Linked DNA regions of Homo sapiens: region 2 is linked to region 1. The links are chromatin loops, found by intact Hi-C in ENCODE. Cell type or tissue: heart right ventricle. All regions are shown on one strand. Each heading gives the region's core, and the rest is flanking DNA. Links, peaks and the distances in the headings are about the cores only.

Region 1 (11,839 bases), core at 1,415-9,414:
TTTATCCTCATTCTTTTTTTCATGGTGTGGCAGGTGTTTAGCCACTATTCTGTGTATATGTATTGTTTTACTATGTGAGCTGGGACAGAAGGAGACTAGGTGTGTAAGAAAGGACACTAAAGTCCACTAGAGTGGAGGTGGACTTGAAGAACAAAACAAAACTAATAGCCCAGTCGTTTTCGTAGGAAAGGTGTAAACCTGAGCTAGATAGTGCAGTGAGCAGAGGATGGGAATAGCAAAGTGAATCATTGATAGGAAGGAGCAGGCAGGCATTTGGAAACAAGGGATGGCTAGAAGAATCAAAGTTCCCTCATTAAAATTTCCTTCCCAAAGGAGGTGATATACTCTCCAAGGGCACTTTAAAACAGCTTTATTGAGATATAATTCACATACTGTACAGTTCACCCATTTAAAGTGTGTGGCTTTTAGCATGTTTACAATCATTCAGCCATCACCATCACCACAGTCAGTTTTAGGACATTTTTAGTATTCCACAAGAAACTCCATTCCCCGTAGTTATCACTTCTTTTTCTTTTTTTTTTTTTTGAGACAGTCTCACTCTGTTGCCCAGGCTGGAGTGCAGTAGCATGATCTCGGCTCACTGCAACCTCCGCCTCCCAGGTTCAAGCTATCCCCCTGCCTCAGCCACCTAAGTAGCTAGGACTACAGGCGCATGCCACCTGCCTAATTTTCGTATTTTTAGTTGAGGTGGCATTTCGCCATGTTGGCCAGGCTGGCCTTGAACTCCTGACCTCAAGTGATCCACGCGCCTCAGCCTCTGAATCTGCTGGAATTACAGGCGTGAGCCACTGCTCCTGGCCAATCATCACTTCTTAATTCCTCTATGCCCACTACTTCCCCAGCCCTATGCAACAAGTGGTCTCCACTTTTCTACAGATTTTGCCTATTCTGTATACAGTTTATATAAATAGACTCAATAGAATATGTGGTCCCTTGTGTCTGGCTTCTTTCACTTAGCATAATGTTTTCACTTAGCACAATCCATGTTATAGCAGTACTTCATTTTTTAATTGCTAAATAATACTTCATTATGTGGATATACCACATCTTATTTAATATTTTTTTTTTATGGTGGGAAAACATGTTTTTATGTTGGGAAAAGAAAGGTGAAGAGACTGAGACAATAAATAGGATTATTTTCCTTAATTTAAAATGGGAGGAATAGGTGACTACTATGAAAACCAAGGCTATCAGGCTTTCTTGAGGAATTGCAGCTAAAGGCCTAGGTGACAGGACAGTTGGCATCTGCTGCTTCATGAATTGTTTGTAGCAGAGTGGCAGCTCTTTTGACCCGAACACGTGCAGTATTCAGGGAGCTCATTGTGTAAATCTTGTGTGTTGGCCAGCACCATTGCCCCCTACAATACCTCATGGGGAACTGGAGAGGCCTTTGCTGATCTAATCTGGATACATTTCCCTCAGTTACTGCAGCTCTGGGTCCCCAGAGAGTCCTCTCTAAAGAGCTGCCAGTTTGTTGAGTGCTGGCATTTGTAAGATTATTTCTTACTATATGATTCGTCCAGTGAAGATGACACCCATTTATGAGGTCCTGATCTATTAAGCAGAAATAGCAACCATCATTCCTGTGTTTTTGGAATGAATGCTGACTCTAGGGCCCCTGTATGCTTTCTCAGCTGTAGAGTTTGGAGGGCTCCTTTAGCAAGCAAACAATGTGCCCTTCTGGGTGCCAGGTGACTTTACTGTTGTTCTGTTGATTCCTGTTAATTACTTTCTTGATTTAATCTCCAAGGAATAGAGATACCTTCATAAAATGAGTGGTATGGCTCAGGATGTAAGTCTTTTTAATTTGTACACCAGAAATGTTGTGGATGGCTTTCTACTTTGCCAGAACTTTCAGTTTAGTTTAGAGAGTGAATTGTAATCATTTGTCTTGATACCCTGGCCCTTTGGCATGTCAGCCCTAACACTGAAACAAGAACTCTGGGTAGAGGACATCAGCTTGGCCCTCAGTTCCTGAGCCATTGAATGTCAGCGCTACATTTAATCATATCACCCCCGTTTTACATTTGGGGAAACTGAGTTCCAGAGAAGTTAGATGACTTACCAAATCCATAGTCTTATTTTCTTATAGCTCTTGCTAGTGGCAAAGCTGAGTCTGTGATATTGAGCCTTCATTCTCAGTGGAGTGCTTTTTTCCCAGTGCAGAGCTGTTTCCTGAAGAACATGTACTGTCATGACCAAGGAGTGGCCAAGCCCTGCTGTACTCCATCAGCAGTGCAGGCTTTAAGGTGTATTTGAGAGTTTGACAGATTGCGATTGTGATGATGAAAATTTATAGGAAAGAGCAAGAGCACTGGTTTGTGAGTTTGCACGCCACTGACTTACAGAACCCAGCCCCTTCTGGCCTCCCCTTCTCCCAGCCTCCCGTGCAGTGCACTGTGTCCAGTGAGTATCTTCATGACTACGTGATTATAATTCCTTGAGAGCCCCATGTCTATTTGCTAAAAAATAAATATGTGCTGCTACACTAACCTAACAAGCAGTCATCTTGTAGTTCCTGCCTGAAAATGTTTGATCATGGTTGTCAACTCTATGCCTGCTATAATTTTTGCCTAGCATAATGTGAAGAGAAAAGATAAAAATCCTTCTCTCACTGTGCATTTTCACTGTCCCCTCCCCTCATTCTTAGTGTATAGAATTCCAGAATGGGCCTTGCTTTCTGACATTTTCCTGCCCCATGACCCTAACAGATCTATTCAACATGACCCTGACGGCTGAGATAGATCTAAACCCAGCCCCTTCACAGTGGAACACTTAAGCTGGGTAGTAGTTCCATACTGAGACCCCTTTCAGTACTTTCTCTTCCTCCCCTTCTTTTTTGTTGTGTCTTCCCCTACCAACATGAGCTCCTTTTTAGGGAGAAGTTGTATCCTTCACTCTTTTCCCCCATCACCTAGGAGTTGCTCAATATAGTCATTAAATAAATTTTGGCATTCTCATGCTGTTTACCATTCATGATGGGATGGGTAAGATGCAGGAATGCTAATAAGGTTGTCAGATGGCCGTGTTATTCCTTTATAGAAGTTGTTTTATGGTCCTTAATAATAATTTATAGTACCAGGTACTATTTACTGAATGCTTGCTATGCATCAGGTATTGTGCTAATGCACATATGCACATACCATCCACTTTTCATTACTCTTTTTTTTTTTTTTTAAATTTTTCAGATAGAGTCTCTCTGTGTCTCCCAGGCTGGAGTGCAGTGGCGTGATCTCGGCTTGCTGCAAAACCTCCTGCCTCAGCTTCCCCAGTAGCTGGGATTACAGGCATGAGCCACCATTCCCAGCTAATTTTTGTATTTTTAGTAGAGACGGTTTCATCATGATGGCCAGGCTGGTCTCGAGCTTCTGATCTCAGGTGACCCGCCCGCGTCAGCCTCTTAAAGTGTTGGGATTACAGGCATGAGCTACCACGGCCGGCCCACTCCTCATTACTATTAACAACCACTCTCCTGGCTGGGCACGGTGACTTGTGCCTGTAACCCCAGCCCTTTGGGAGGCCGAGGCAGGCAGATCACATGAGGCTAGGCGTTCAAGACCAGCATGGACAACATGGCGAAACCCTGTCTCTACTAAAAATACAAATATTAGCCGGGTTTGGTGGCCCATGCCTGCAATCCCAACTACTTGGGAGGCTGAGGCACGAGGATTGCTTGAATCCGGGAGGCAGAGGTTGTAGTGAGCCAAGATCATGCCACTACACTCCAGCCTGAGCAACAGAGTGAGACCCTGTCACAAACAAACAAACAAACATGCAAACACCCATTCTCTCTATAAGGTGGACAGTAGAAGCCATATTTTACCAATGAAGAAACTGGGCTTTAGAGAAGAGCAAGTCACAGAGCTGGAAAGTGGTAGAACAGGCATTTAAATCTAGGTTAGCTTGATACCGAAGCCTATGTTTTTAGTAACCATACTGAACCTCCTTGAGTAGTTAATTTGCTGAGCATTACTGTGAAAGAGAGCTAAGTCACTTATGTTCCCTAGGATTTATAAATGAGACATCTGTGTTAGCACAGGGCATTAGTAACATGATTTAGATTAAATCTGGCTTTGGGATTAAAGAATAGAGACAAAGAGGAGGCATACGGAGCCTCTGCCACTTAACTTCCTGGAGCTGATTTGCTTGTGCTCAGTATTGAGGAATCTTTCCTCTTTGAGTGAGTGTAGAGTGGTTTTGGGTCATTTGTAGTCTACACAGTTTCTGAGAGATGATCTGTCCAGCAATTCCAGATTGTTTAGGGTGGGCCTGGGAGAGGGTATGGCTTACTCCTCGTTTCTGGTGCCGTATTAAGGTGAACTAGAGCTGATTCATGTACTGGTTGAGACTGTAAAAGGACTTCCAGGTTTAGTCATTCTGCAGGAGGCTTTCTCTTTGGTTTAACTGTAGCTCTTCATCCCTCACCCTGGTTTACATAATTGGGACTTTAAAATTTCATTGTGGCTGTAAGAACAAAGGGAATGCACTTTTCAGCAGCTCCTTACTGACCAGTCGTGTGGAGTCCCTGTAGTGTACTCAGGGAGAGCGGCTGCCTCTCTGATTCTCTGCATAAAACAAAAGTATTTTGTACATAGCTTTGAAATGGGAGAGAGAAACTTCTGAAGAAAAAAAGAGTTGTTTGGGGTAATAAGATTTTGAGGAGGCAGACACTTCCTGCATTCTCCCCTGGGGAAAGAATCTAGCTACAATTGAAGGGCATTGCCTCAACTAATTTAGTTAAGTGGCCCCGTCCTGGATTAATAACTTGGGCAGACTTCCCAATGGATTTGGCAGGGTATTGGGTTTCTCTCTCCCCAAACCCTCCCTTCTCTCTGCCCTGCACATGTGTGCTAACATAATTACAGAAAGTTACAAGGGGATGGGGCTGCTCTTAAAGGAGGTGGCTCAGAGGAGAGAATGTGATTGTGTAGTCCTGTCATATTTCCGAAATGGCAGAGTTCGAGTAAAATGGTAGGGTGGAAGCAAGCAGGCTGGTTTCTCTCTGTAATGGCAAAGGGGGAGGAGGGTTGGTGGCAGTGTCGATTTCAAGCACCTAGAGCACACGAGCACTGGGTACTAATTTTGTGCTAGAGAAATATTAAACTGTCTTTTTGCATTTGTTTGTCCAGATTGCATTACTAAGGATCTGGTCATTACAGAACAACCTTTTTGATTAAGGTCAGAAGTTAACAGTTTTTCAAGTTTGGTGGTCAAGTGTTCAGAAATATTTCACAGATTTAGTTGAAAACCTGAGCAGATGCTTTTGCTGTTGTTTACCCCCGGGGATCGGGTGACATTCTTCTCCCTTTTCCTCTTCCCCACCCCTTTGGGAACCAACCAATCACGTAGAGGAATGGATTTCAGTGCCTAAGGAGTCAGCCAACTCCGGAGCTGTAGCTGAGACTGAATGTTTAACTCTTAGGTATCTGAATCACAGGGAATGGCAGACATTGCAGTTAGCTTGTTTTCTTGTTGGCATCTACTCTCAGAGCCCATCCCTAAGGGATTGTTCCTAATGAGGCGAGGTACATTGCATTGAACTTGAAGGAACTGGCTTTTAGCCCCAATTCTGCCAGTAACTAGTATTGCAACCTTGGAAAAGTTATTTTCTCTTTTTAGACTTGCTTCTCTTTATGCACAATGAGAGGAAAAGGAGAAAATGGGCATGTATGGTATATCACTATATATTCCAGTGGCGTTTTATCGCTAGCCTTGAGGTTTAGGGGAAAAGCATTTAACCTGTATTGAGTGCCTATTCTGAAGCAGTTTGTTTTTATTTGTTACCTTATTAAATTCTTATGACTCTGCAGGGCAAATGCTGTTAACCCAATTTTACAGATGAGAAAAGTGTAGGCTAGAGAGGCTGTCCAGCTTGCCCAAGGTCACTTAAGGAAGGCCCATCTGGCTCTAATGCCCAGACTCTTCCATTCCACTAGGCTGGCTAAAAAGGCCCTAGAAGTCCTGCCAGCATTTTCACTCTGATATTCTTTAACTCCTTCACAGCTTTTAATCCTGCCCTGTAGGAGGACCAAACATTACTGTCTCCTCTTTCACAGCCCCGCTACTAGAGCAAGTAAATGACTTAGGGATTCCTCCATCACCTGAAAGCAGCAAAAGAAGATGGTACAGCATTCAATTTTCTCCTTCCTCCATAAAGAAATTCCCGTCCTTTATAGCCAGCTCTGCCCACCCCTTCCTCATTCCCCTTTTCTTAGACAGGCAGATATTTTCTTTTCTCTTTCCCTTTGGCTTGTGATTATCAGGTAAATATCCCTGGTTTGAGGGAGGAGCAGAATTTTGATTAGGTTAAAAAATTATCTTTACCCATAGCCTTTCTATGACATAGATACTACAATATTGGGTTTATCCCCACCTGGAATTTCTATGATATCTATATCTATAAACCTATATAGATTTATAGATATCATAGAAATTCCAGGTAGGAGTAAACCATATATATATCGGTATATCTCTATCCATCTATATATATATATACACACACACACATACATATACACACATATTATAATGATATAATTATATATGTATACACACACACACACACACACACACACACAATAGAAATAACAGGATATATATATCCTGTTAGGCGCTCCCTTAAAGAGCTTTATTTTTTTGCTTGTAAATTATCCTAGCCATCTGATTTAATAGATACACCTTACCCAAGAGAACACTTTCTGTTTCTCTTCCTGCAGATCTTACTTTTTTTACTTTTTAAAAATAGAGACAGAGTCTCACTATGTTGCCCAGGCTGATCTTGAACTCGTGGGCTCAAGCAATCTTCCTTTCCTCCTCTGCCTCTCAAAGTGCTGGGATTATAGGCACCAGCCACTGCAACTGGCCACGGTTTACTTTTAAATTCACAGAGAAAATAGCTTTTTAAAGGTGAGTTCTTATTAATATTTTGGTTACTTCCAATTAAAAAAAAATTACAGTAGAAGCCCTAAAATGTCAGATTTGCCAATAAATCATTTTCTGTCATTTGTTGTGGGCTAAGAAAAATGACAATAGACAAAACCATTAACAATTGAAATTTATTAAGAAAGGCACTGGCCTAGGTGTTTTATGTACATTATTTCTAATTTTCATCTTAATTCTGCATTTGTTGATTACAAAACAGGTTAAGAGGGGTTAAAGTACTTGCTCAAGGTCACTGCTAATGAATGGTGATTTGGCAATTTGATTGTAGGTCTGTTTCACTTTCAAACCTCAGTTCTTTCTTCAATGCCATGCTGCCTCTGGGATATGATCTTGAGAGTTTTATTTGATCATTCATGCTCATGCCTCAGCTCAGATCACCCCGGAAAACCCATATATCTTCTTTTAAAAAGGGAAATACATTTTATATGATAAGTTTAACAACTGAAAAAAAATTAAAAGAAGTATTTCCTGGTGTTTGCCAACTTTTACAATCAGGTGACTTTTACTGGTGTTTATTTTGAATTATTTTTGTTAAAGTTTGGATCCATCCCTTGTTTTAAGTGAAAATGCTAAATAGCTACTCATCCTCAGGTACTGGAGAGCTTAGGGGATTTCACTGTGAATTGGGTGGACAGGAAGAGGTAGGCCTTAAAGGTTAAGTAATATATAGGTAGATGGAAAAGGTGGAAGAATTTTCTTGCGGTGAGGAAATGTTATTGCTTGCTCCATCACTTGGTACATCCTGTGTTCACACCATCTGTTTGAGCTCCTGAGAATGTTGATGGGAATCTAATGAAAGATGGGTTGGTATTAATGAATGCTCATGTTCTTCTCCCTTCCTCTCTTGAGGAGTTGCTTGTGATTTAGCTCTGCCACACTTTATGTTGGGCTTTCCCAGTGGTGTGCTCTGAGAGATTCATATAAGAGAAGTATACGTAGTATGCTGTTTCTGCCATCCAGATCACCTCAACAAATAGTTCCATAATGTTTATTATGTGCCTGTTATATGCCAGTCAGTTGGCATGACCAACTGATGATGCTGAGATAAGATGTGTCATTGCCCACTAGGCCTTTACGTTGAGTACAATTTGCAGTCTCATTCAGGATACAAGACCTACAAACATGGAATTAACAAAAAAGAAGTATGTATTTAAGATTAAAAAAAAATGAGTGAACCAAGACCAGCAAATGTTGTTGAGGTTTAGAGATGAAAGGGGTTAGGATTTGCTGGAGCAGTAAAAACAGGGTTCATTAAAAATTTTATCCAGAGTATGGAGTGGGGAAGGGCTGGGGTGAGATGGGATATGGGTCATGCCACTGCTAGTGAAAGGAAATTGAAAATGGCTCATTGGATTAGAATAAGGTACTTATACCTTCTAAAATTGTTGATGGAGTCATAGGCAGAGATTGGGAAGGGGAGATTCCACCAATTAGCATTTTAAGTGAGGAGTGTAACGATACCAGCAGCTAATGTAAACAACACCAATAATAACAACTTAATCCCTGAGATCACAATTTTTAGGAAAAATTTCTTACATTTATTTATATTTTGGCTCCCTTGATTAGCTTTCCTCTGATTAGAGAATGTGGTATCCTGTATATTAAAATACCTTTACTCTTGTTGGATTTTTAAAAGATGCAAAACTTTAAGATAAATCAGAGGTCGATTAAGACACCAGTAGGCCTTGTTGCCATTTCCATTTCCCATATGCATTGATTACTGTGTAGCAGTATTCCTGATGATTGTTGAATATTTATGAGGTTCTCTCCCAAAAAAGCCCACCAAGTGAAGAACTATCTTTCATTTTTTAAGTTCCTGAAAATTACCTAAAACTCTTCTGTAGGAGATGGCTTTTACAAAGAAGATTCTTTCCTTCTCCCTTCCCCCAACCCATAGTAGCTTAACTTAAGTACCTGGGGGAGATAAAGATAAATGTGGGAAACTTCAGGATGAAAGGGACATTATTAGAGACCAGAGAAGTCCCGGGAGGTCATATCAGGCTTAAAGTGGAAACTATGTTACAACCTAAGCAAGGAGCAACTGATAGGTCTATAAATAGGGTTTTATCTCCTCCTAGAAAATTTTTGTCATGGTTATAGCTTTCCATGTGGGGGACTATTATATTTACTAAAAATAAACCGTTTCAGAAATAATTAAAATAAGTCCCACTGAACTCATTTATGTTATTAAAAGTAAAGTCATAGCCTGAAAATAAGTTTATAGAGTTTGGCATGTACTAATTTTAAGGAACATTTTGATGCTGCAGCCATTGCTTATATATGGGATAGAATGGTAAAGCCCAAATGGATTTGTATGGATTAAAATAGATTACCTTCTCAGAAAATAATGTTATTTCAGTTTTTTTCCGCTAGTTCAGAAGACCCTCAACCTCCTTTGCATGCATTCAGACACATAAGTTGGCATTACAAATGAATCATCTAGGGAAGTGGGAGTACTTCTAATTCTCCAGGAATCTCACACAGTAAAGCTGCTTGGATATGGCTATTCAGAACAGAAAGGTATAGAAATGGACAATGGTATCCCTTCCATTGGTATTCCTTCTGGGCAACAAAAACCCTTAAGCTGTCTGAGTCTGTTTCTCACACTTCTGTTATCCTGATTGTAGCCCTTTAAATTGTGGAGCAAATTCTTGGCATCTGTCTGCCTGTCAGCTACCTATCTCTGACACCCCTGGATAGCTTGTTTTCTTCCTATGAGTATATGTGAAATTTGTAAAAAAGCATCTATTAATTTAAGTATCCTGTTAGAAGCCTGCGAAAATTCAAATTGGGCAAACAATAAAATTGCTTAAACCGTGTTTCTCAAAGTTAATTTGACCATAGAGTACTTTTCAAAATATAATGAATTGAATAACACAGCATCAGTATGACTCACGTACAATGTGTGTGTGGATTAAAGTCACCAGAAGTAGTGTTAAAAAGATGAATTAATGGCTTCAGGAAGTGACTTCATTGGCTTTTTTTCAAACTTTAAACATTTTGGAGAAGTTAAATCATTTTAAGTATAAAAGTTAAAGAGATTCAGTTATATTTTGTTTAAAGAGCAAAAAATCATGACTTTGTTGAAATTAAGTAAATATTTATGATTGTCAATCATCAAAATAGATTACATTTGTATTGTCTATGCCTTTGGGTACAGGTTAAAAATTATCTTCTTTTTCTGCCTAAAAAAGAAAGTAAGGCCCGGCACAGTGGCTCACGCCTATAATCCCAGCACTTTGGGAGGCCGAGGTGGGTGGATCACCTAAGGTCAGGAGTTGGAGACCAACCTGGCCAACATGGCGAAACCTGTCTCTACTAAAAATACAAAAACATTAACCGGGCATGGTGGCTTGTGCCTGTAATCCCAGCTACCCAGGAGGCTGAGGCAGGAGAATCGCTTGAATCCGGGAAGCGGAGGTTGCAGTGAGCCGAGATTGTGCCACTTCGCTCCAACAGGGGGACTCACATGTTACCCTTATTTCTCGAAGACATTGCTCGGAGACATTGCACTTTTCATGATAGATTGTTGCATACTAAGTAGAAACTATATTTGTATTTAGTATTTTTCTTTTGAATGAAGAAAAATATTGCTAGCGTTACTTTTAAAATTGTTGTATTACCTTTTGACAACTTGTAAAATGCTAAAACAGGGTTACATATTTCAGGTGTATCTGACTTCCTAATTACTTTAAGCCTTTTACTGCTGTTGTTCTTTTTCTCCCCTTACAACCTCTCAACTCCCTTCTTTCCACCCATACTTTAAAGAAGGAAACTGAAATTCCTGATGTAATGTATATTTTTTCATATATATATGTTTAAGAGACTGGGTTTTGCTATGTGGCTTAGGCTGGTCTCAAATTCCTGGCCCCAAGCGATCCTCTCACCTTGGCCTCTTGAGCAGCTGCAACAAGAAGCATGAGCCACTGCACCAAACCTGATAACAATGATTTTCTGAAAGATAGCGAGATGTGCTGGGCGCAGTGGCTCACTCCTGTAATTCCAGCACTTCGGGAGGCCGAGGTGGGCAGATCACGAGGTCAGGAGATCGAGACCATCCTGACTAACACAGTGAAACCCTGTCTATACTAAAAATACAAAAAATTAGCCAGGCGTGGTGGCGGGCGCCTGTAGTCCCAGCTACTTGGGAGGCTGAGGCAGGAGAATGGTGTGAACCTGGGAGGTGGAGGTTGCAGTGAGCTGAGATCATGCCACTGCACTCCAGCCTGGGTGACAGAGCGAGACTCCATCTCAAAAAAAAAAAAAAAATAGATGAGAAATTGGATGAAAGAGGCTTGGCAAGTTCACTGAATTCCTTGAGCCCCAAACCTAAGTTTCTGCCTATTTAATAGGTTTCATCTAGTATTTTTTATTTTGTGACTCATATTTACCAATTGGCTATTGTGGTGGTAATTGTAATGATAACAATAGTATATATTGCTCTGTTTACATAATAGCCTAACATACAGATGTTGAACCATCCACAACTTAGAATGGTTCTGCTTAACAGTTTTCTGACTTTACAATGGTACAAAAGCAATACACATTCAGTAGAAACCAATGTTCATTCAGTAGAAACCATCTGAGTACCCATTTTTTCACTTTTATTATAATATTCAGTAAATTACATGAGATATTCAACACTTTATTATAAAATAGGCATTGTGTTAAATGATTTTACCCAACTGTAACCTAATGTAAGTGTTCTGAGCATGTTTAAGATAGGCTAGGCTAAGCTATGATGTTTGGTAGGTTAGGTGTGTTAAATGCATTTTTGACTTACTATATTTTCAACTTATGATGAGTTTATAGGGACAAAATCCCATTGTAAGTTGAAGAACATTTGTTCTCTATTTGGGTTTGACAACATCCCTGT
Region 2 (11,839 bases), core at 1,688-9,687, 230 kb after region 1:
CTCTCCCCTTCTAGCCATAAACCTTTACAGAACAAATATTTAACGTCATTTAACAAAATCCAAATAAAGGCTTCCATTAAGCTAGAAATATAAGCAATAACTATCACATCAAAGCCAACTCTCAGGAGCCAACAGCAAAATCATACTTTGTCAAAAATAAAATCAGATCAAATTTAAGAATTTTTAAGGTGAATGTGCATGCAAAAGAATAATTTATGAACATGGTTAAGAGGTAGCCCAGCAGTTACAGTGCAGCTTACAAAGCATGAATGAGGAGGCTCCTTCATCTCTATCATGCAAACAGAGCTGCACAAGCTTATTTGTGTTGGCTTAATGTTTTCAGGTTGGCAAGGAAGAAAAGCTTAATTTTTATTTGTGATTAGAACCAGCATTTGAGGGGAAATCAGGATCAATTCTGTTTCAGTTACATGGCCATAGCTAGTCGGCTCAGGGCCTCTTTCCCTTCCTTCCTTCCTTCCTTCCTTCCTTCCTTCCTTCCTTCCTTCCTTCCTTCCTTCTCTCTCTCTCTCTCTCTTTCTTTCTTTCTCTTTCTTTCTTTGTTCTTTCTTTCGACAGGGTCTTATACTCCAGGCTGGAGTGCAATGGCGCGATCTCAGCTCACTGCAACCTCTGCCTCTTGGGTTCAAGTGATTCTCATGCCTCAGCTTCCGGAGTATCTGGGATTACAGGCGTACACCACCACACAAGGCTAATTTTTTTGTACTTTTTGTAGAGAGGGGGTTTCACCATGTTGGCGAAGTGATCCACCTACCTCGGCCTCCCAAAGTGCTGGGATTACGGGTGTGAGCCACCACACCTGGTCATCTATTTTCCTGTTTCTTTTTAACAACTGCCCAATTTGGGTCATTCTCTCAGTCGGACTCAGAGTGTGACCCACTGCTTAGCGCTACACTCGGTTTCCACATGTCTTTGTCTCCATGGCCGTCTGAAGACTGTGAAGCAGAGTTTCAGTAGGCTTTTTTCTTTTTTTGACAATTCCAACTGAAGCAGTTTTTGTTCCTCCATCCTCCTGAGATCATGTGATGAGTCAGTGGCTGCTCACAAGCATTTAAGACTCTTGAGAGAAGCAACATATAGGAAATGTTATCAGTAGGACTAATGACAGGATAATGCCAAGAGTTTGGAAAGTACCCTGAAACTAGGGTCCCCAAGAGCCGAGATTTAATCTCTTGATTTAACTAGATCAGTCGACGGTATTTCCCACGTCTGGTGGAGCACCTGGACCTGGCCTTTTATATTTCTAAAGATCCCAGATTTGGGCATCTATTCCTGATGTATTCATATAGAAATAGCATTTGTTTTTTCTTCTTCTGGTGTGGCAGTTTCAATCCGATGGGTGTTCCCGGCTTGCAGCTTGGATGTCTCTGGTGATATCATCAGGTTTCTGGTGAACTTTCTGTGTGGCCAACACAGCCTCAGGCACCAAGGTTGTCCAGGTATAAACTGTTGTAGCAATTTCTCTGAAGTCTCTATGAAGTCATCCAGCTCCCATTCACAGGGCTGTAAGGCTAAGAACAACCCCAGTTTAATGGGTTCAACAGTGTGATTTAAAAGTTATCAGACACCTGTGCTTGAGTCTTTTTTTTATGAATCTCTTGAAGTTTTGTGTCATAGCGATTTGCAAGTGCTTTCAGGAAAGCATCAGAGTAAATGATAACTGCTTGGTGGATGAAAAAAAAATTAAAATGGCCATGGTTAATGATCTCATGAGAGTTCATCTGAATTTTCATAAGAAAATTTAGTTATTCATGCGGTATATGACATTTTAAGATAACTGGAATTAAAGCTGATAACATTATACCAGGATATATCAGATTTCTAGGAATTTCATACAATTTCTGGAACACTTATATTAATAACATATAGCTATACAAACATAACATGATACTATATAACAAATAGCATCCTTTCTTATTTGATAACATAAAACATAAAAGTATAAAATACCAGAAGAAAATGTAGGACATTTTTATAATGTTGGATGAATAAAGGCCTTTCTTAGCATGGCATGAAATCCAGGTACCTAAAGGAAAATGTCTATGTCACATTTTAAAACTCTGAATAGAAAAAAAAAAAAACTACAAGGAAAGTAAAATGGCAAATGACTGACTGAAGAATATATTTGCAGTACATGTGACAGACCGTGGGTTAATATGCATCATATGTAAAGAGTGTCTACAAATTAACAAGAAAAGTATAGGCAGACAGAAAGAAAATGGACCACAGATCTGAAAAGGTGTGAGGTGTGGTAGGGCATGGTCAGGCTTGCTGCACTGAAACCTCAAGTGGGTGCGATGGTGCAGTAAGTAGTGGGATGTGGTGGGATGTACCTGTGATATAGAAGCATTCCCTTATATGTCACAAGAACGAATCTTTTTTTTTTTTTTGAGATGGAGTCTCGCTCTGTCACTCAGGTTGGAGTGCAGTGGCGTGATCTTGGCTCACTGCAACCTCCGCCTCCCGGGTTCAAGTGATTCTCCTGCTTTAGCCTCCCAAGTATTTGGGATTACAGGCACACACCACCACACTCGGCTAATGTTTTTATATTTTTGGTAGAGATAGGGTTTCACCATGTTGGTCAGGCTGGTCTTGAACTCTTGACCTCAAGTGATCCACCCCCCTCAGCCTCCCAAAGTGCTGGGATTACAGGTGTGAGCCACTGCACCCAGCCCAAGAATGAATCTTGAATGCCGATCAACCCTTGACCCCAAACTAAAATATTGTAAAACCACAAGTTCTGGCTTGCTCTGATCTCCTCTGAAATAATGGATTCTTCACTCCGTAGGGGCTGCTGAGAGCACTACACTTCTGGCAACCTCCTCAGGAAACCAAGGGAGATAGGCAAGCTACACTCCCTTCCTGGCATGCTTGATTTTGCCAAGTACAAGTGCAGGCAATGACATCAAATGTTTCACCTCTCAGACGGCAAAAATGCAAATGATTGAGCACCTCGAATTTTGATGACAGTGTAGTGCAAAAGGCCTGTCCACACGTTACTGATAGACATGAGAATCTGGCAATATCTATAGATATTTTGAATGCGAATCCTCTATCAGCAGAATGGCATGTGGATTAGCTTGAGAAACTAGAGACTAACACATCTATGTCCTTCTCAGCCCAATTAGACAGAATCGAGTCATTTTAACCTTAGGGACTGCACTAAGAGTGCCAGTTACAGGATTTATTGCTAATGATTTATAGGGCTCCAAATGACAGTGCTTACAAATCTATAGATTCTTGAAGAGAAAGGAGCACTCTACAGCTAACATTAAAGTCAGGATGTGTGCAGGGCATGGTGGTGCATACCTGTAATCTCAGCACTTTGGGGAGCTGAGGTGGGAGGATTGCTTGAGACCAGGAGTTCGAGACCAGCCTGAGCAACAGAATGAGATTCCCATTGCTACAAAAAATTTAAAAATTAACTAGGCCTGGGCTGAGTGCAGTGGCTCACGCCTGTAATCCCAGCACTTTAGGAGGCTGAGGCAGGTGGATCACCTGAGGTCAGGAGTTTGAGACCAGCCTGGCATACGTGATGAAACCCCATCTCTACTAAGAATACAAAAAATTAGCTGGGTGTGGTGGTGCACACCTGCAATCCCAGCTACTTGGGAGGCTGAGGCAGGAGAATTGCTTGAACCCAGGCGGCAGAGGTTTCCGTGAGCTGAGATCATGCCATTGCACTCCAGCCTGGGTGACAGAGGAAGACTCTGTCTCAAGAAAAACAAAACAAAACAAAACAAACAAACAAACAAAAACTAGGTGTGGTGGCACACCCCTGTAGTCCTAGCTACCCAGGAGGCTGAGGTGGGAGGACGCTTAAACCTAAGAGTTGGAGGCGTCAATGAGATATGATCATGCCACTGGACTCCACTGTGCAACAGAGACCAAAGAAAAAAAAAAGAAGAAGATGTGCATCACAGCTATGGCCAGCTCACAGCAAGGGGTCTGGCAGGGCCGGTTTGGGTTTCTATTGTCCTCTCTACTGTATGGTCATGGCAAAATGCACTTCCTCTTTCAGATACAGAACCCTTGGCAGGTGCACAGAGCACCACAGAACTAAGGGGCCCAAAAGAGAGTCTCGGCTGGGGTTTTTTATGTTTCACAGGTCACATACACAAATTCCTGTTACATAACTAGCTTCTGCAGCACAGCTCTCTGGGGGTCTCACCAGGAGAAAATCAGTCTTACTGTTATCAATAAACAATGCTGACAAGTTGGTACAAACCACGCCAAACTCCTCCTTGCCCCCCTGCCTACAAAGCGACACTATTCACCGGCTTTCCTGCCTTGGGCAACATCAGTGCCAGGCAGCAAGTTTAGTACAACCGCTCAGTTTCATTCTAGACATGCTGCAATTCACCCTCAGAGCACAGGAACTAAACAAGGAAGAGGTGTGTTTATTGGGTTTTTGGGCAAAAAAGGAAAGATAAATGCAACTGATTTGTCCCTTCCCACGGTTCCGCATCCCTCATTCCAAATGCAGTACTCACGTTCCGGGCCCGCCCCCTCAGGATGGAGCTCTCAGGGTCATGAATCGGCATTGGACCTCCATGTTCGGTGGTGTGGCTTGTTTTTACAGGTTACTTAATAGGATCCAGGTTGGGTTACGAGCAACCTATAAATAAACCAGATGCGCTCCACAGAGCCCCAGACCCAGGCCAGCTCTTCTGCTGATCATATGCTACCTATCACACGCGCACACTCTGTTTATATCTACCAGACACAGGCCTGCCAAGGCTGTTCCATCAGGACAGAGGAATGGTGGATATCTTTTATACTTTGCCCATCATAATTTTCTTCCTGGAAGTGTGGGTGCACCTCCTTTGCAGAGGTGGGTGCCTGACTCAGCCGGCCTATCCCATGAGTGGATTGCAGAGGTTCACAAACCATTTGGACCTAGCCACTTGGTAATTGAACTGTTCAGTATTTCTGTGACCTAGGGAAGCTGTGAAAAAAATTGCTGAAACACTAAGGCTCTCAGACACTAACTGCAGAACCTCTGCCATGCTGGTGCTTTGGGCAGAGCCATTCCCAGGACTTCTGTGGGAGAAATAGGTAGGAAAGATGGACGCCCTTCCCTCTGGGGCTGCTAGTTAAAGGACAAGGCAAATCTAGATCTCTGATGGTCATCTTTTCCATGTTGTACAAAGGTCATTCCTGGGAAAGAAACCCACGTGGAGGAAAGCAGACCTGAGAGAGACAGGAGTCCTAGGCCAGGCACGGTGGCTCATGACTGTGATCCTAGCACTTTGGGAGGCCAAGGTGGGGGCGGATCGCTTGAGGTCAGGAGTTCAAGGCCTGTCTGGCCAATATAGTGAAACCCCATCTCTACTAAAAGTACAAAATTAGTGGGGTGTGGTGGCACTTGCCTGTAATCCCAGCTACTTGGGAGGCTGAGGCAGGAATCACTTGAACCTGGGAGGTGGAGGTTGCAATGAGCTGAGACTGAACCATTGCACTCCAGCCTGGGCAACAGAGTGAGACTCTGTCTCAAAAAAAAAAAAAAGTCCTAGTATATAGTTGAGCACCTAGAACCAACCTTACCTGAAGCAGGGACATTGCTGGACTTTTCATTTTATGACCTAATTCATTCCTGAACCAGTCAGCATTCCTAGCTGCTAACAAAGTGAACCCAAACTAGCTTAATCAGAAAAGCAATGTATTACCAAATATTAGGTATCTCAGAAGCTCTCTAGGAGAGAAGGAAAAATGGCCTATATACAATCTGTGTCCAGAAGAAACACCCTCAGGAACAGCACCCAAAATCACACTGAAAAGTGGTTTAGTGGGAAGCACTGGTAGGCACAGACAGCTCTGACTTCAGCACCATTGTCACCAACGTGACCAATGCTGGATACACGACTACAGCCTCTTATGCTGTTGGCTCTGGAAACAGGATGTAACTGCTGCCATTATCCCCAGAATAGATTCTGGAGGGAGCTCATGATTTGAAGTCTAATATGGGTACATCTGTTTGGCTGCATCTCTGCATCAAGAGAGGCTGGGAATGAGTATCTGATTTCTGTAGTCAGAGGCTATTGCCACATCCCACCAAGAGCTATAGAGCAGGGAGCGCCCCCAAATGGAGGAAAAGTGTTTACTGGGCAAAAAGAATCACCAAAGTCTACAAAGCCTTTGACTACCCAACATCAGCAAGTACACACACACACACACACACACACACACACACTTAAATAAACAAAACAAAGTAACAGAAAATAATATTTATAAACCCCTTTTAGCCCACATACACACAAAAATACTCTTTTCAAAAGGGGATCAGGACACATCAGTTACTGCATCCAGCTCCAAGTCAGCTTCCAATTCCATCCCAGGGCAGATCACCTATGTCTTCATTCCAGCTTCTTGGTGGCTGGGAAAGTGAGTTTACCGATCAAGTGCTGGGTGGCTGTGATGTTTTACAAATGTCCACCAGAGTCCATGTCAGTTTCTCTCCTCCTCTCCTTCTCTCTCCCTGTCATTCCTTCTCTCCTGTCTCTCATTCTTTCTCTCTCTTTCTCTCTGTCATTCCTTCTCTCCGTCTCTCTGTCTCTCATTCCTTCTCTCTCTCATTCCTTTTCTCCTCTTTCTCGTTCCTTCTCTCTCTTTCTGTCATTCCTTCTCTCCTTCTCTCTCATTTCTTCTCTCCTTCTCTCTCTCATTCATTCTCTTTCTCTCATTCCTTCTCTCCTTCTCACTCTCATTCCTTATCTACTTCTCTCTCCCTCAATCTTTCTGTCATTCTCTCTCTCATTCCTTCTCTACTTCTCTCTCCCTCAATCTTTCTGTCCTTCTCTCTCTCATTCCTTCTCTCTTTCTCTCTCTCATTCCTTCTCTCTTTCTCTCTGTCATTCCTTCTCTCCTTCTCTCTCTCTCATTCCTTCTCTTTCTCTCATTCCTTCTCTCCCATTCCTTCTCTCCTTCTCTTTCTCTCATTCCTTCTCTCTCTCACTCCTTCTCTCCTGTCTCTCTCATTCCTTCTGTCCTTCTCTCTCTCTCTCATCCTGTCTCTCTCTCTCATTCTTTCTCTCCTTCTCTCTCTCATCACTTCTCTCTCTCTCTCATTCCTTCTCTCTCTCTCGCTCTCTCTCATCCCTTCTCCAATCTGCATATAAGGGGACCCATACAGTTCAAACCCATGTTGTTCAAGGCTCAACTGTAATTGTACATGTAGAAAATCTAAAATAATCTACGGATAAGCCATTAGATTATAATAAATTTAGTGGGCTCCCTGGATACAAGGTCAGTATACAGAAATGCATTGTATTTCTTCATACTAAGAGACAAACAATAATAAAATGAAATAAATAATTTATGATATTAGAACACATCAAATACCTAAGAATATATCCAGGAAATAATTTTCATGACACTGAAACTACAAAGCATTGTTAAAATAAGTGAAAGACCTAAATAATTGGAGAGATACTATGAATTGAAAAATTCAGTTTTGTCAAGAATTCAATTATTTTCAAATTGATCTATAGATTCAATAAAACACTAGCAGATATTTTTATTGAAATTGACAAGTTGATTTGATTCTAAAATTTATATGGAAATAAAAACGACCTAGAGTAACAAAAGCAATCTTGATAAAGAACAAGTTGGAAAATTTACATCACAAGATCTAAAAGATTCATTGTAAATCCACAGTAATTAAGAGTATGGTATTGCACAAGGCCAGACAAATAGACCAATGGAACAAAACAGAGAATCCAGAAACAAACTGTATAAGTTCTGTTGGTCTATTTGTTTAACCTTGTGTTTGTACCACCACCTCATTTACAACAAAGGCACCCTGCAATGCAGTAGGAGAAGGAAGGTCTTTGCCACAAATGGTGATGATCAATTAGATATTCATATGGGAAAAAAGTGAAATTTTTTTTTGAGATAAGTTCTCACTCTGTCTCCCAGGCTGGAGTGCAGTGGCATAATATTGGCTCACTGTAACCTCCACCTCCCAGGTTCAAGTGATTCTCATGCCTCAGCCACCTGAGTAGCTCGGATTACAGACACGCACCACCATGACTGGCTAATTTTTGTATTTTTAATAGAGATGGAATTTCACCATGTTGGCCAGGCTGGTCTTGAACTCCTGGCCTCATGTTATCCACCCACCTCAGCCTCCCAAACTGTTGGGATTACAGGCATGAGCCACTGTGCCCAGCCAAAGAAAGTGAATCTTGATTCCCTCCTCACATCACACATAAAAATCAATTGCTGATTATGACAGATTTAAAGCTTAAAATAAAACAATAAAACTTACAGAAAAAATCAGAGGAGGATATGTTCACGATCTAGGGATATGCAAATATTCTACACAACATTAAAAGAACTGATAGATAGAAGAAAACATTTATAACTTGGACTTCACTAAGAAATTTTGTACATTAAAATATACCAGTAAGAGTACACCCGTGTTTATAGCAACACTATTTACAATAGCTAAAAGGAGGAAGCAACCCAAGTGTAAATGTGATAGAGGCAGGAGATGGCCAAATGCTGAGGCAGATAGGAAAGGGTCCCTGGAGAAACTCCGACCCACCCCAGGTTACACCAGATGAAATCACCAGATGTAATCACCAGACACTTTATGCAGATAAGGGAACTTGCACAGGGAGCTTGCCTGGGCATACCCACAGCAGACTGGAGGCCCACATGCCCTGGGGGAATGGGGTGGAGCTACCAGAAATTCACACTTTATGCAGGGGAGGATCCTGACCTCTTCAGCTTGTGTCTAGTGGCTCCGGTATTCAATTTGTGAAATGGAAATCTGCTTGCAGAGCCCCTCTCTTTGCTGAGAGCTTTCCTTTCACTGAGTAAATTCTGCCCACCTCACCCTTCAATGTGTCTGCATGCCTAATTTTTCTTGGTCGTGAGACAAAAACCTGGATTTAGCTGAACTAAGGAGCAAAAACCCTGCATCAAATGGATGAATAGATAAACAAACTGTGGTACAACAAAGATTGGTGCAAAAGTAATTGCAGTTTTCGTTTAATTTTTAACTTTTAATTGCAAAAACCATAATGACCTTGGCAACAACCTAATATATATATCCAATATTAGTTAGCCTTGAGAAGAAAGGACATTTTGACACATGGTACAACATGGATTACCCTTGAAGACGTTATGCTAAGTGAAATAAGCCAGGCCAGGTGCAGTGGGTCACGCCTGTAATCCCCATACTTTGGGAGGCTGAGGCGGGTGGATCACTTGAGGTCAGGAGTTTGAGACCAGCCTGGCCAACATGGCAAAACCCCATCTCTACTAAAAATACAAAAATCAGCTGGGTGTGGTGGCATGGACCTGTAATCCCAGCTACTCAGGAGGCTGAGGAGTATTGCTTGAACCCAGGAGGCGGAGGTTGCAGTGAGCCAAGATCATGCCACTGCACTCCATCCTGGGCGACAGGGTGAGACTCTGTCTCAAAAAAAAAAAAGAGAGAGAGAGAAATCAGTCACAAAAAAAATACTGCATAATTTTGCTCATATGTGGTATTTAGAGTAATCAAATTCATAGGAACAGAAAGTAGAATGGTGATTGCCAGTGTATAGGGGAAGGGGGAATGAGGCGTTATTGTTTAATAGGTAGAGAGTTTCAGTTTTGCAAGATGAAAAAAGTTCTGGAGATAGATGGTAGGGATGGTTGCACAACGATGTGAATGTACTTAATGCCACTGAACTGTACACTTTGTAATGGTTAAAATGGTAAATTTCATATTATATATATTGTACCAAAAATTTAAAAATACATATACCAGTAAGAGGGTATATATCAGTAAGACACTATCAGTTTAGGGACCACCTTGAAATTGTTAGTGCCTCAAGCCACAGCCTGAGAGAAGATATTTATGATAAATATATCTGACAAAAGACTTCAATGTAAAAAAAAAATAAATTCTTCAATCAATAAGAAAAATAACAGAATAAAAATGGGCAAAAGGCTTGGACAGGCATCTCACAAAAAAAGAGATTAAAGGGGCCAATAAGCACATGGATACCAGTATCATATGTCATCAAAGAGGCCGGGCACTGTGGCTCACGCCTGTAATCCCAGCACTTTGGGAGGCTGAGGTAGACGGATCACGAGGTCAGGATATCGAAACCATCCTGGCTAACACAGTGAAAACCCATCTCTACTAAAAATACAAAAAACTAGCCAGGCGTGGTGGCATGCACCTGTAGTCCCAGCTACTAGGGAGGCTGAGGCAGGAGAATCCTTGAACCCAGGAGGCGGAAGTTGCAGCGAGCTGATATTGTGCCACTGCACTCCAACCTTGATGACAAGAGCTAAACTCCGTCTCAAAAACAAACAAACAAACATATGTCATCAAAGAAATATACATTAAAATCACAATCACAAAGATATCACTACATGCTCAGCAAACTGGCTAAAATTTTTTAGGGACGATACAAATGATGGTGAGGATGTGGAACAACTGGAACTCTAACCATTACTGGTGGGAATGAAAATAGATACAATCACTTCAGATGTGTTTATTAAAGCTAAAATATGTACACTCTACAAACTGTAATTCTACTACTTGCTATATGTGCAAGAGAAGTGAGTGTATAAAACTACCAAAACATACTGTATTCATCTGTTTTAATGCTGCTAATAAAGACATACCTGAGACTAGGTAATTTATAAAGGAAAGAGGTTTAATGGACTCGCAGTTCCACATGGCTGGGGAGGCCTCACAATCACGGTGGAAGATGAAGAAAGAGCAAAGGGGCTTCTTACATGGCAGCAGGCAAGAGAGCATGTGCAGGGGAATTCCCATTTATAAAGCCATCAGATCTTGTGAGACTTACTCACTACTACAAGAACGGTATGGGGGAAACTGCCCCTATGAGTCAATTACCTCCCACCAGGTCCCTCCCACGACATTGGGGATTATTACAGTTCAAGGTGAGATTTGGGTGGGGACACAGAGCCAAACCATATCACACACATTAACAGGGATATACATAACAGCTTTATTTATAATAGCCTCAAGCATGTTCATCATTAGAATGAAGAATGCATTTTGGTATATAACGGAATTTCACTGCAGTAAAAAATAATTAACTAAAGCTACACATAACCACACAGATGAATTTCACAGATATATCTCTGAGTACAAAAGAGTACTGTATGATTTTATGTATATGAATGTCAAGGACAAGGAAAACTAATCAATGGTGACAAATCAGAAGAGTGGATATCGCAGGCAGAATAACAGTTTCCCAGAATGTCCCATCTTAATCCCTAGAAACTATAAATATGCTATGTTACCTGGCAAGAGGGACATTGCAGATGTAATTAAAGTTACTAATGAGTTGACATTAAAAGACAGAGATTATCTGGATGGGACTAATCTAATCATACGGGCCCTTAGAAGCAGAGAACATTCCCTGGCTGGAGGTAGAGAGATGCGGCAGAAGAGGAAGTCAGAAGTCTCAAAGTGTGACAAGGACTTGAGTCATTGTTCTGGAAATCATGAGAAGTAGTCAGTTCTACCAATGACATGAAGACACCTAGAAGCAGTTTCTCCCCTGGAGTATCCAGACAATAGCCCAGGCCATCCAACACCTTGACTTTGGTAGTTGGATGCTAAGACAAGGTTGGGCATGGTGGCTCATTCCTGTGATCCCACCACTTTGGGAGGCCAAGACAGAGGGATTGCTTGAGCCCAGGAGTTCGAGACCAGCCTGGGTAATGTGGCGAGACCCCCATCTCAAAAAAAAAAAAAAAAAAAAGGCCAAGATAAGATTGGGAACCCAGTTGAGCTTTACCTAGACTTCTCACCTACAGAACTGTGAGACAATAAGTGTGT

What was found. A loop is a pair of places that touch in the nucleus more often than their neighbours do. Peaks named below come from ENCODE experiments on the same cell type or tissue, not always from the same donor. Only the 100,000 strongest peaks of a DNase experiment are listed, where the experiment ranks them.
Region 2: a loop joins it to region 1, with 2.4 times the contacts of the local background. A loop is called at or near these places in 12 of 110 quality-filtered maps.

What each region holds. Positions count from the first base shown.
Region 1 is chr22:35,908,238-35,920,076 of GRCh38, reverse strand. The region is part of intron 2 of RBFOX2 (RNA binding fox-1 homolog 2); the gene reads left to right. Among named protein-coding and RNA genes, the nearest start is that of RBFOX2, 110 kb to the left of the region's middle. RefSeq lists an enhancer at 3,021-3,700. In heart right ventricle, for the core only: no CTCF peak of the experiment used is centred there; a DNase peak (open chromatin) is centred at 5,366; H3K4me3 peaks cover 2,022 bases; H3K27ac peaks cover 8,000 bases.
Region 2 is chr22:35,678,687-35,690,525 of GRCh38, reverse strand. No RefSeq gene overlaps it. Among named protein-coding and RNA genes, the nearest start is that of APOL5, 33 kb to the left of the region's middle. RefSeq lists an enhancer at 10,714-11,003. In heart right ventricle, for the core only: a CTCF peak has its summit at 6,095; a DNase peak (open chromatin) is centred at 6,040; H3K27ac peaks cover 637 bases.